Linked DNA regions of Homo sapiens: region 2 is linked to region 1. The links are chromatin contacts, found by Hi-C or POLR2A ChIA-PET in ENCODE. All regions are on one chromosome and are shown on one strand. Each heading gives the region's core, a stretch centred on a gene start or an enhancer-like site at or near the end of the contact. The rest is flanking DNA. Distances are from core to core; before and after follow the strand shown. Region 1 holds the start of GNS (glucosamine (N-acetyl)-6-sulfatase). Region 2 overlaps LEMD3 (LEM domain containing 3).

Evidence for each region. A loop is a pair of places that touch in the nucleus more often than their neighbours do. ChIA-PET counts read pairs that join two places held with the same protein, here RNA polymerase II (POLR2A). Pooled maps may share reads with other maps.
Region 2: a pooled map shows a loop between it and region 1 (3-fold over the local background). The contact joins the enhancer-like site here to the promoter of GNS in region 1. A Hi-C loop is called at or near these places in 3 of 168 maps with a recorded cell type or tissue (B cell and CD8-positive, alpha-beta T cell) and 7 of 50 pooled maps. POLR2A ChIA-PET finds 5 or more read pairs at or near these places in 1 of 52 experiments (A549).

Annotation. Positions count from the first base shown.
Region 1 is chr12:64,756,393-64,763,102 of GRCh38, forward strand. GNS (glucosamine (N-acetyl)-6-sulfatase) reads right to left here and starts at 3,014. Exons shown (of 14, transcript NM_002076.4): 1 at 2,693-3,014. The coding sequence starts at 2,884. LOC124903113 (small nucleolar RNA U13) reads right to left here and starts at 4,581; the gene lies at 4,476-4,581. It also overlaps a transcript of TBC1D30 not described here. RefSeq lists an enhancer at 1,560-2,440.
Region 2 is chr12:65,185,381-65,192,090 of GRCh38, forward strand. All of the region lies in intron 1 of LEMD3 (LEM domain containing 3), which reads left to right. Among named protein-coding and RNA genes, the nearest start is that of LEMD3, 19 kb to the left of the region's middle. Within about 2 kb of position 3,876, at least 3 of the 41 ENCODE cell types and tissues checked have a DNase peak (open chromatin) inside an H3K27ac peak, as active enhancers do; they include B cell, where a contact is called at or near this core.

The DNA of each region.
Region 1 (6,710 bases), core at 1,764-4,263:
GAATGTCACCTGCAGACTCTCTGACCTATGGTGTGATTATGCTGGTGTGGGTATGTGGAATGAAATCTGATTATTATCACAGTATTCTAGAATAGGAGAAAAAGCATGGTGATCTGAGGTCATAAGATACCCAGGCTTTGTCCAATATTAGCTATATGAACTTAGTCATGTCACTTAACCACCTTCCAGTTTTAGTTTCCTTTTAAGATAAGGATACTATGTACAGCAGAGGACTCCTGTGATGACTGAAGCACAAGTATAAAAATCCTCATACTCTGCTCGGCTCCAAGTAAGTTCTCAAATGCTCTTGTCCTAGCTCTTCCCCTTGGAGTCCTGTTTGACAATTAGTGGTAGAATATTCTGAAAAAGCCTAGAAGAGAAGCCAGAATTCTTGAGTTTGGAACATTAAGTTTGACTTATGCCCTCCACTCAATTTTGGTACCTCTCTCCAGTAGAAACACTTATTAAAAAAAAGAATCTGGGCCGAGACAGTGGCTCATGCCTGTAATCCCAGCACTTTGGGAGGCTGAGGTCCAGGAGTTCAAGAGTTCAGGAGTTCAAGAGTTACTTGAGTCCAGGAGTTCAAGACCGACTTGGGCAACATGGAGAAATCCTGTCTTTACAAAATATTTAAAAATTAGCTGGACGTAGTGACATGTGCCTGTAGTTCCAGCTACTAGGGAGACTGAGGCAGGAGGACTGCTTGAGACTAGGAGTTCAAGGCTGCAATGAGCCTTGATTGTACCACTGCACTCCAGCCTGGATGACAGAGCAAGACCCTGACTCAAAAAATCTGCTACTGGCTTAACGAAGCAAATTGGATTAACATACTAAAGAGACCTCAAATACACACAGACTACAGCTGTGGTTTATAAGAATTGAAGAAACAACTCTGAATACCTTATATTTAAGTAATCAATTTTGTTTTCAACACCTAAAAAAGCCTGACCTTTTAACTGAGTACTTAAGTCACTGCTAGAGAAGGCTTGCTTTTTCTGGACAAAACACTCTTCAAGGACACATTTTCTTTTTTTTAATAAAAAAGGAATTTTGTGAGCAGACAAGTAAGTGCAGTAGTTGGAAGAGTAGTGAACCTAAAGTGTAGGAGGAAAATTAAATTAAGACCAATGTCAACATGGCTTGGTAGAAACTAACAGACAATGAAGCATATATGGCAGGAAGAAATGTGTAGTCAAAATGCAAGCCTCTTAAAACATCAGCTATAAAAGACTCTCAAGCTCTTGAGCATCAACCTAAGAAATATATTTTACAACTCGGGAAGAAAGAGAGATAGATAATGATTACCTTTATCAAGTGTAACACACACACTCACACACATGGACCTTTTCTATTCTATTCTATTCCAGAGGAAATAAAAAATGTTGGTAGTTACTCACTAAACTGATTTCATAACTCACTCAAGGGTTGGGACCAGAGGTTTGAAGGACACTGAGCTAGGGTGTGTAACTACACAAGAAAAGTTAGGAACGTCTTGCCTGGAGTATTTCATAGTCTCAGCATTCAGCTGAAAGCAAAAAGAGAACTGAAACGAAGAAAGCAATAAAGCATTTGGTTTTAAAGCGAAGAGAGGAATGCTGAACCCAGGGTCAGAGGACTCTGCCTCAACTACTCATGTCTTGGGCAAGTTGCTTTCTGGGCCTCCATGGGGAAGGGGTTGGAGTGGATGTTTCCAAAGGTCACACATTCCATAATTCTGCAATACACAAGCAAAATTTACTCTGGAAAAAAAATGAAGTCTTGTGACAACACCCATTAGATAGAAAATGAAACACTGACAGTCTCTAATGCAACAGTCAGGTGTTCAATCACACTAATTGAATTTTCTTGATTCTTGTGAGGCAACACACACCCTCAATAGTTCGACGGTCGGCCTACCAGATTAGTTCACTTCAGGCCTTTTTTTTTTTTTTTTTTTTTTTTTTTTTTTGGAGACGGAGTCTCGCTCTGTCGCCAGGCTGGAATGCAGTGGCGCGATCTCGGCTCACTGCAACTGCTGCCTCCCGGGTTCAAGCGATTCTCCTTCCTCAGCCTCCCAAGTAGCTGGGACTACAGCTGCGCGCCACCACGCCCAGCTAGAATTATTGTATTTCTAGTAGAGACGGGGTTTCACCATGTTGGCCAGGATGGTCTCGATCTCTTGACCTTCTGATCCGCCCGCCTCGGCCTCCCAAAGTGCTGGGATTACATGAGTGACACACCGCGCCCGGCCCAGGCTTATTTTTATTGACATCAGATACAGACATTGTATACAGGCACAAACGTGGAGGTGGTCTAGGTCCCTCATAAAGGGGACTGGACTTGTCTGTGATCCTCTAATCCAAAAGAAAAACAATCAGGCCTTGAGTGCTCTTAGACAGCACCTGATCCTCATTGGTTCAACCCATCCTCCACTGGTCTCCACATGTTTATCTTGAGATATTAACGTAAACTCCACAGCAGTACGGTCCAGACTAGAAGCTCTGTGTGCTGTACGCATGTGCCTCAATCCAGAAAGGAAAAGAGTATTGCAGTCCCTTACACCGGCATAAAGGGCCTCAGGTGGGAAAACCAAACCTACCCAAGGATAAGACAGCCAGTTCGGGGAGGAGGGTGGTGGGGACCGGGAAAGAGAGCAACAAACCGGGTAGTCAGCCCAAGAGATAGAGGGGCGGGGCAGAAACAGAAGAGTTACCATGCCGCCGAGCACTTCGTCCTGGTCGTCCGTGAGGAGCAGCACCACGTTGGGCCTCCGGGTTCCCGCAGCCACCCCGAAGACCCCCAGGCAGCCGCCCAGCACCAGCAGTAGCAGCGCTGGGCTGCAGGAGGGCAGGTGGCGGGGGCTGCCCCGCCGGAGCCGACCTGGGGCTAGAGGCAGGAGCCGCATAGCGGACAGGCTCCGGGGTGACCCCGGGACGGGACGGGACGGAGGGACGCACAGGTAGCTGAAGGGCGAGAGGCCGACCAGCCGAAGGAATAAAAAGCCGTGCCTTGAAGGCCGGTGGCTGGAGTCAGACGTTTTCTCCCTAGGCGCGATCACGTGAGCCAGGGACAGGGGGCGGAGCACGCTGCGCGGTCACGTGACGGCCGGCGTGGGCGGGGCTGCGGACTGGCGCAGCCTGGAGGGAGGCATCAGGCAGTGGCGGAAAAGGGGCGGAGAACCGGAGAAAAGGGCGGAGAACCGGAGAAAAGGGCGGAGAACCGGAGAAAAGGGCGGAGAACCGGGAAAAGGGCGGAGAACCGGGAAAAGGTCAAGACCTGTACGTACCTCTCGCGCAGGCTCGGGTTGCGTTCTGGTAGGACGTACGTGTTTCTGAGCGCTTGGTGGAAAGATTTAAATGGGGGGAAGAGAAGATGAAAAGCAGGAAAGAGTTGGCAAATACTAACCAACCGATAAAGGAAGAGAAAGGAGGACTGTACATAACAGAAATTATCATCAGCTGGTGAGGAAAGTGGACTCTACCATATTTAATCCCCAAGTCGACGGGCACTTATTCAAGGCCCGGATGTTTAATCGTTTTTAATTTTCTCTACAACTTGTGAGATAAATCTTAACATTCTCATTTGGCTCAGACATTAAATTCGGAACTGGTTAGCTCTCTTAACTCCAAAGCCTAATTATGTTCTTCTTTCCTCAGCAGACATCGTAGTTTCAAACAATTTAGGGATGTCCTGACAGCTTTATCCTAATGGTTATCCTAATGGTCCTTGGTGACTTTTTAAACACCCTCTTGGAACATGTTGGAGGATGTGCAGATCGAACAAAAATCTTGAAACGTGGTCATCCAACTGCATTATTAAGTAATCTTTAGCGGGGAATAGCCCTTGAAACTAGCTCCAGATATTTCTGTGGTCGCTCTGGAATAATTAGACTTTGCCCCTCTCCTCTCACCGCCCACCGTGGGCGCGGTGGCTCACGCTTGTAATCCCAGCACTTTGGGAGGCGGGTGGATCACCTGAGGTCAGGAGTTTTAGACCAGCCTGGCCAACGTGGGGAAACCCCGTCTCTACTAAAATACAAAAATTAGCTGGGCGTGGTGGCAGGCGCCTGTAATCCCAGCTACTCGGGAGGCTGAGGCATGAGAATCGCTTGAACCCGGGAGGCGGAGCTTGCAGTGAGCCACTGCACTCTGGCCTCAGGGACAGAGCGAGACTCTTGTCTCAAAACAAACAAACAAACAAAAAATCACAGAGATATTCCTGGCAAGGTGAACTGTCAAGTCACATCCCCAGACCGATATAACAAGGTATACCTCCTTGCTGGTAAAAGTATTTTCTCTGAGTTGAACTGTTTGCCAAGAAGAGTCTCTTAAAACTCGTGAAAACTATTCCAGAACTTAAAGTATTAAAAAAAAAAACTCGTGAAAACACTATACTATAAGGTAAAAATAATGATGGAAACACGTTGAAACCTGATGTGTACAAGGATAGGGCTTATGCAAAAAAAAAAAAATTACCTTTATTACTTTGTTTTTTTCACACAGAGGGGTAATGCGCGGAGTCCTAACAAGGTTTGAGGTAGGGGTGGTAACTCACACAATAGCATGAAAACCCAATCATCAGGCTTATGAACCACAAAAGGATCTTAATACTTTTTTTTTTTAAGTAAGCCTACAGAAGGCAAAAGAAGCTTTAAAAAAACTGAAGTAGTTTTTCTGCAAGAAACAATTATGCCGGAAGTGTGGTCAGAGCAGTTCCTAGACAACCAGAATACTTGGTTACAGCCTTGGCCTAGGCCAATTTTTCAAGCTGGTTAGAATAACTAATCCTTCTGTATTCAGGTTTCAAGACTTCCAGGAAGACTTTCTTGCACAAAAAAATAACCTATTTCATCTGTATCGAAGCCCCAAATTGTAAAATTGTTTCTTTTCTATTTTTTTCAAGGTTAGATTATAAACTATTTGAGGCCAGAAATTGTGTAATTAGTTGCCCACTTTGTTCAGGATGCTGCTGTCAGAGGCGATTGAACCAGAGCAACTCCATCTTGAAAAGGGGCTGAGTAAAATAAGCCTGAGGCCTGCTATGCTGCATTCCCAGATGGTTATGCATTCTAAGTCACAGGATGAGATAGGAGGTCATAAAGATACAAGATACAAGATGCATGTCATAAAGACCTTACTGATGAAACAGGTAGCAGTAAAGAAGCCGACTAAAACCCACCAAAACCAAGATGGTGATGAAAGTGACCTCTGGTCGTCCTCACTGCTAAATTCCCACCCAGCGCCATGACAGTTTACAAACGCCATGGGAATGTCAGGAAGGTACCCTCTCTGGTCTAAAAAGGGGAGGCATGAATAATCCATCCCTTGTTTAGCATATCATCAAGAAATAACCATAAAAATGGGCAACGAGTAGCCCTCGGGCTGCTCTGCCTATGGAGTAGCCATTCTTTTATTCCTCTACTTTCTTAATAAACTTTCTTTCACTTTACTCTATGGTCTTGTCCTGAATTCTTCCTTGCTCGAGATCCAAGAACCCTTTCTTGATGTCTGGATCAGGACCCCTTTCCGGTAACACTGCTACACTAGTGCTGAAGAGACATTGTCCCTCGTTCATGGAATTTGCAGTCTAATGGCAGAGAGATGGACAATCTAATCTTGTATCTTGTATATGATTACAAATAGACATGCTATGAAGGAAAAGTAAAGGGTGCAATGAGCATTTAAGGTGGTGGGAGGCTGATTTAGTCTAAGGTGCCCTGAGGAAGTGATCTTTGAGTGAAATCTGAAGTTTGAGTAGGAGATAATTTGTTAATGGAGTATTGGGGTGGTGGAATGTCTCCTAAGCACAGAGTACAGCATATGCAAAGGTTCTGAGCTGGTGCATTGCAATAACTAAAAGAAGCCAGTGTGGTTAGAGCAGAGGGAGAGAGGTGGTGAGGACCCAGATCCTATTTTAAGGACTTGGGTTTTTATAGTAAGGCTAATTGGAAATTACTGAAAGAATGTAAGATAAATATAATCATACATGAACTTTTAGAAGATCCTTTAGACTGTGGCATGAAGAACAGATTGGAAGAGGACAAGCATGGGTGAGGGTAGACCAATTAGGTAGAGAGAAAAGTGGATAACAGGGACAGATTCAAATTTTGTGGGGCCTGAAGTTTATGTGCATTTGGCGAGTGGAGGCTCCTTAAGAAAAAGAATAACAATTTTAGATACAAAAGTAGGTACACAACTGAATATGTATTTAGACTAAAACAAAATATAACGTTATAAATTTTTAAAAGTTGAAAAATATTACAAATAATGCAAAAATTTAACGTAACATATTTTTATTAAGTAACTGCCAGGCATACTTCTTCATACTTTTTTCCCCTTACATTATATGGCTATGTGCTCTTTAATCATCTCTTCATATGATGTTAGTTTATAATATTTTCTAAAGAAAATAGAAAGATAATTTAGTTTTTTCTCTAGTGTGTTTGATCAGTATTTGCCTTTTATTGGTGATAATTCAGAAAAATTATTTTTCACCTCAGTTCATTATTGGTTTTATATATATGTTTAGTATTTTTGTCAAATTTCAGAAAACTCTATCAAATATCCTCTTAACATAGGCATTTCGTGACATTCTGCATTTTATTTTGTATTATTTTATTTTTTGAGATGGAGTCTTGATCTGTCTGCGCTCTTGGCTCACTGCAACCTCCACGTCCCAGGTTCAAGCAATTCTCCTGCCTCAGCCTCCTGAGTAGCTGGGATTACAGGCAT
Region 2 (6,710 bases), core at 2,626-5,125, 430 kb after region 1:
CAACTGTGGACTGAGAACATTTTGGGAACTGTGCCCATTATAAAGTTTGTCTGAAGACCTAATAAATAATTTGCCTTTCATACTGTGCTATTATTTTTCAATGGTATTTCAATACTGCTGTGATTAAAATATAAAATATTATATGCATGGTAGAATTTGGTCATATTTTCTTAATATAAGTGGATATCAAAAGTACTGTTATGGGGAATCTGAATATCTTGATATAAATGAAGTCCTTTTGCTTTAAGAGTGGAGAATCATTACTTAAAGAATGTTACAAGGAAATTATATATAAATTTTATATATAATATATATAGCATTTATTTTCAAGACATTCATACTTAATGTCACAGAATCAGTTGTAGTGTTGAAATGACTGACTGACTTACCAGCTGGTAACCCCTTAATCTCAGAGGTGATTGTACAAGATCTTGATTAACTCAGATTCTATTAATATCTTTGATTGGTAAAACATTTTTGGCAGTAAGTGAAAAATTCAGGCATTATAAAAGACTTGGGGAGCCTTGCCTTGGAGTTTTCTATCTCTCTAAGAACTGTCATTTTATCCCAGTAGCTCTATGGTAGAGACAGATGAAGGTTGGAGTAGCAGTATATTGTGTTATTTTATAAACGTGCTATTTTTTATTTCATGCTGAGATTGGGAAAAGATAACTTATTAATCTATCTAAGATATATTAGGTTATCTCTCTCCATGCTGCTGGGCATAGTTACAAAACATCCTATTTTACAATGAGGAACTAGAGTCCCACAGAGGGTAACTTGCCTGAGATTCTAAGTCATAAACTTTGGAGCTAGTATTTCTTGCCTCAAGAGATTTTTTTTTTCTTTTACATTTTGCCCGTTGCTTTTTATTGTGAAGAGATACTTATTCATCTAAATGATATAACTTGCGGAGCAAGCATTACTTAAAACAAAATTTGTATTTTACTTAAATTTTAACAACTTAAATTCTTTAATTTTTAAAAAATTGTACAAGGTTGAACTTAATACAAAATAGCTATAAATTATATTAATGCCATCTTATCCAAGAATGAAAAAGGATAAAAATATTACTCATTTACTTTGAAAATATTCAGTACCTTTTAAAAAATTCTAATATTTGGGTTAGGAAATGAGAAACTAGGATGATTTAGGAGAGTCTTTTCCTGAGTTTTGTTTTGGGCAGAATATCAGTCCAAATGCATTTAAAAAAATAGGAGTATACTATGCTGCAAGGTTGGTTTAGATTGCTTTTTTTTTTTTTTTTTTTCGACACCTGTTTTCTTTAAAATTCCTTTTGGCTAATAAATTATTTAAGGGTTAAAATAATAAAAGACACTGGTATTACATCAGTAAGTGTGTAGTGATGAAGAACCATAGTACAAACACAGGAGTTAAGTAAGTAAAAATATATAAGCATAGTGTATGGGTTTTGATGTTTAAAATGCAAGATTAAATAGGCTATAGTAGTATGTTGGGAAATTTGGGGAAAAAAACAACTTAAAGTGGCAAGTCAAAATTCTGCTAAGACCATATGCTAGCTAGAACAGACATGATATGAATATAAATAAGTTACTTATGCTTTAATTTGCAAGGACTTTTACATATGTTCTTACACAATCAGCTTTACCAATTTATTACAGGGTTGTTGCCATACTTTTATTTTTCCTAATCCTTGTTCTGCAGGAAGGGAGGATACACTGAATGAATAAAAGCAGATAAACTTAAAATCAATGGTTTTGCCATATAAGATCATCTTAGGATTTAAAAGGGTTTTAGAAGCCATTAGCTACTTTAGGCAATATTAGCTACTTTAGCTACTTCAGGGGTTTGAGGGAGATAATGTTTTAGTTGGGCTCTTTTGGTTATAAGGATAGTTTTAAGAAAGTGAGTGTTTACTATGAGGATATGTGTAGACTTCAACTGTAGAGACTTTAACAATTCAATTCAAGGGATTCCAGGTCTGTGCTTGTGTGTGTGCCTCTGTCTCTCAGTACTGTGCTAAGTTTTTCTTGGGTTGTTTCACTTAATTCTTAAAATTGAGGCCTAGGGAGGTTAAGAAACTCATCCAAAGTCAGTAAGTGGCAGAACCAGATTTGAGTGCAGATAATCTGACTCCCACTATGGGATCTTTGTCCCTGTACTGTACTATCTGCACAATTTTGTATTTCATGTATTTGTTTTTTAAATTTCCTTTGGAATTATTCCCACTTCCCCCCTTTAAAAAAAAAAATCTCACATTCTACTAGACTAGGAGTTCTTAAACAGTGGTCCATCAATCTTAAGGAAGAGATAAATGGACTCCAGGTAAGCAGTAGCTCCTTGAAATTATATGTACATTTTTGAATATGTATGCATTTTTGCAGGGTGAGGGTTCATAAATTTTATTAAATTCTCAAAAGGATCTCTGTCCTTCAAAGTAGTAAGAGTCACTGTACTATCAGCAGCTCTAGGGAAGGTTCTGAGTTCTTATCTTTGTATTCCCTAGCACCTGGTTTTTGGTTACTCAATAAATATTTGTTGAACAGACCTTAACAAATAGAGATGGTATGTAGGAAAATAAGTTTGAATTTAGTCCTAATCTGGAATTTGAAGATGCTTTCACTGTTTATTTAAAATGGTGTTAAGGATCAATCTTACTGACTTGGTCCAGAAAACTGTTTTCTGGCAGATTCAAATTTTATGAATCAAGTTTTTTGAAGTTAGGTTTTTGAAATCAGAGAATAAAGCAAAATTCAGCATTTAGAGTCTACAGTAGGGTGTCTAAAAAAGGCCAGTTTTTTTTCCCCCTCCAGTATAGTATAAAGACTCTTTTAATATTGGATAAAGGATTAGGGAACATTATACATTTTAAACATTAAAATCATACTGCAGGGTTGAAGTACACTATATAAGCTACATGGAAACTGAGAGCAGCTGAAGGCGGGGAGAGATAGCCTAGTAAACTTTAGGCAGAATAAATTAAACAGTTTATTTGAGCAAAGGATGATTTATGAATTGGGCAATACTTAGAACCGGAAGGGATCCAGAGAACTCCTCTCCAAAGCAGTGATGGGCAGTGAGCTTTTATAGGCTGAATGTGGAAGTAAGACAAAACATAAGTGGAAAGGCCCTAGTTAGAAGTTAGTTGGTGGTTTCTGATTGGGTATGCTTAAGTTTTGTTTTACTGTTTACACGGGATTGGGTTTTGGTTTGCTTACAGAGGAGTTCTGTTCACAGAGAAAATCTTCAGGCTAATGGCTTCCTCCTTACTTGCTTTAACAATTTTCTCCTTTTGTCAGCCTCTCCATCTTGAGTGCTTGACTAAAACTTTGAGCATTGTTGACACTTTCTGTCACCATTATAGTGACTTACTTGGTCTCAGTATGGAATACAAAAGTCATGATGTCAGGCTCATGGAAGAAGTATTCCTTTCTTGTTCATCTTATTTTTGTTGCTCTAATTGCAGTGAGACCATTTGGCATATTGCTGATGGCTGCAAACATTCATTTAAGACACTAGAAAGAATACAGTGCACCAGGGAGATGACAATGGGCACTATCAGGAGGATAATAGTAGTTCTTTCTTACCCACAGGCAGTATGTTTCAAGACTCCCATTACTCCTGCAGTGGATGCCTGAAAATGGATACTATCAAACCCTATATATACTATGTTTTTCCTGTAATACATACTTATGATAAAGTTTAATTTATAAATTAGGCACAGTTAAGAGATTAAAACAATAACCCAATGATAGAATTGTAGCAATATACTAATAAAAGTTATGCGAATATGGTCTCTCTCAAAATATCTTATTTACTGTACTCATCTATTTTTGGTCCATGGTTGACCAGGGGTAACTGAAACTGCAGAAAGTGAAACTGCCATAAGGAGGGAGGAGGGACTACTGTCATCAAAGGACTGGTGTATGCTCTTTAGCCAAGGCCTCCATGAACAGAACCAAGTAAAATAAAAAGGTTGATGGCTAGAACAAACCATAAACTCACTCTCTGTGTCCGGAGGGCAGTTGGTCAAGGTTTCTAGATTTGAGCTCAAAGCATATTTCCCTGGTTTGCAGTTTGAATGTTTCTGGTTATGGCAATGGGCATTTTGGTGAACTCCCTGAGTGGCCCATTCATCAGCAGGGATGAGTGTTGCCCAGTACCCGCCTGTAGGGCGTCAGAAACCAAGCAGTTTATAGATACAATGTCAAGGACAATGAACAGGACTAGAATCTGATATGCACAAGGGTGCCCTGTAGTTTTCTACTGAAACATAATTTTTCTCTCTACAGCTGCTCCCATTTCTATCAAAGATAATCACAATAAGACTAATTTGTTTGCAAAATAGGTCTAGTCTCATTAAACTTGGCTTGATAGTTCACATACGTGCAGCGAGAGTAGTGATGGACCATATAGGCTCTCTTTAAATCTGCTTTGCTGGAATTTTTAAAGGCATCTCAGATTAGACTTTTAAAAGCCTCTCTAGGCTATGAAGCCATGCTGAAGACTTACCAGTAGACTTTGCCCGTAATACCTATAGATTTGGATGAATTCCTCTCTTCTCAAGGTCCTCAAAATATTTTTAAAGTTACTGGGCCTGCCTTACTCAACTCTTAAGGCCAGGAAACCCTTAAAGCCTCGTACCACACTAGTTTTTTCCAAGGGGCTTTCATGGCTTCATAAAGTAAACCTTAGTTCTTTAAAACTGGCCATATCCAGCTCTATGTACATTTTCAAATATGACTTTCCGGTCAAAAGCCTTGGTATTATAACCAGTGTTTCCAGTTATAACTTGTTACAAAGAGAACAGATTTTTATTGAACTTATGCAAGTAACTTACTGCAAACCAAAAATAAAATTCGAAGGCCCCCTGCAACCATCTGAATGGACTTCCTCCTTGGCTAGGGCACCCTAACATTTAACCTGAAAGACTGCTTCAGGCCATGATGGGAAGTGGGGGTTGAACATGCCTCATTTATGTTGGGGTTGGACACGTCTCATTTATACCTCTCTAGTATTAATGTCAACACAGACCCTAGGTCTGATAGGAAACATATACAGTCTATTCTCTCTAAAGCTTGCTACTTGGAGGCTTCATCTGCATGATAAAAACCTAGGTCTCTGCAACCCCTTCCTTTCTATACATCATAACTCTTTCAACCAATTGCCAATCAGAATATGTTTAAACCTACCTATGACCTGGAAGCCCCTGCTTTGAGTTTTCCCCATCTTCCAGATCGAACCAGTGTAAATCTTACATGTTTCGATTGATGTATTATGTCTCCCTAAAATGTATAAAAGCAAGCTGTACCCCAAACACCATAGGCACATGTTGACAGGACCTCCTGAGGCTGTGTCATGGGTGGGTCCTTAACCTTGGCGAAATAAACTTTCAAAATTGATTGAGACTTGTCTCAGTTACTTTTTGGTCTACATTGTATTGCCATAAAAATAGAAATACTTGGTTACGGTTTCTGAATTCTGGAGGGATCAGATAGTTGAGAAAAGGTGTTTCATCTTCATTCACAAAGGTATAGTTTACCAAATTGTTGAAAGTTGTAGAGATAGCTTAAGAGAAAAGAAAAAAGTTTCCTTAAATCTGCAAAGCACAACATTGCAGAATCAGCAGTGTTTTAAACAAAAAGGCCATAAAAATAACCTATAATTTTTCTTCATCAGTCGTTCAGTCTCATGTAATTCCTGTTCTGCTTGATGTCAGTTTAACAATTTTATGAACCAGTTTCTTTAATAGTGTTGTGGAAACTCTTAGCCAGAGCAATGGTATAATCTTAAAGTTATAAGAAACCTGTACTTGTTCAGAGTCTCTTCCATGAATCTCCTTGAAGACGAAACACTTTAGGATTATAGTTGCTTGCAAAAGCTTTCAGGAAAGCATCAGAGTAAAAATTATCTCTGGATGACAGGACTTAAAATGGCTATGATAAGAATTTATTATGCAATCGACAAGGAAATTTTATTTTTTGTGACATCAGTATTTTAACATAAAAATCAAAATTATGACTGGTAACATCATAACAGGACATATCAGATTTGTAGGAATTTCATACCATTTCTAGAACACTCAGTAACATACCCAGGCAAATATAACTCAAGGAAAGTTAAACATCATTGCTTATTTGACAGTGCTTACCGTGTAAATTTAACATACTGAATAAGGTAGTTTAACATCTCTCTTTTTATGAGGAGAGAGAACAGATTCTTTTGAGATATTCTAGGAATCCCCTGGAAACTACCGAAGTTAGTTCAAGGTGAGAAAGACCTAATGGAGGCTGGGCATGGTGGCTCATACCTGTAATCCCAGCATTTTGGGAGGCCAAGGCAGGCAGATGTTTGCTGAGGCAGGAAGCAGCCTGACCAACATGGTGAAACCCTGTCTCTACTAAATTAAAAAATTAGCTGGACGTGGTGGTGCATGCCTGTGGTCCCGGTTACTCAGAAGGCTGAGGCAGGAAAATCGCTCGAACCTGGGAGATGGAGGTTGTAGTGAACCGAAATCGCACCATTGCATTCAAGCCTGGGCAACAGAGCCAGACTCCGTCTCAAAAAAAAAAAAAAAAAAAAAAAGACGGAATAATGGAATAGAATTTTGGGAAAGTTTGTCAAAAATATCAGAGGTTTAAAAATACTTGATTAAAGTAGATCACAGATCACTTGAAGTAATACCTACTGATTTAACCAGAGTGGTAATTTAGAGACAAATATAGAAA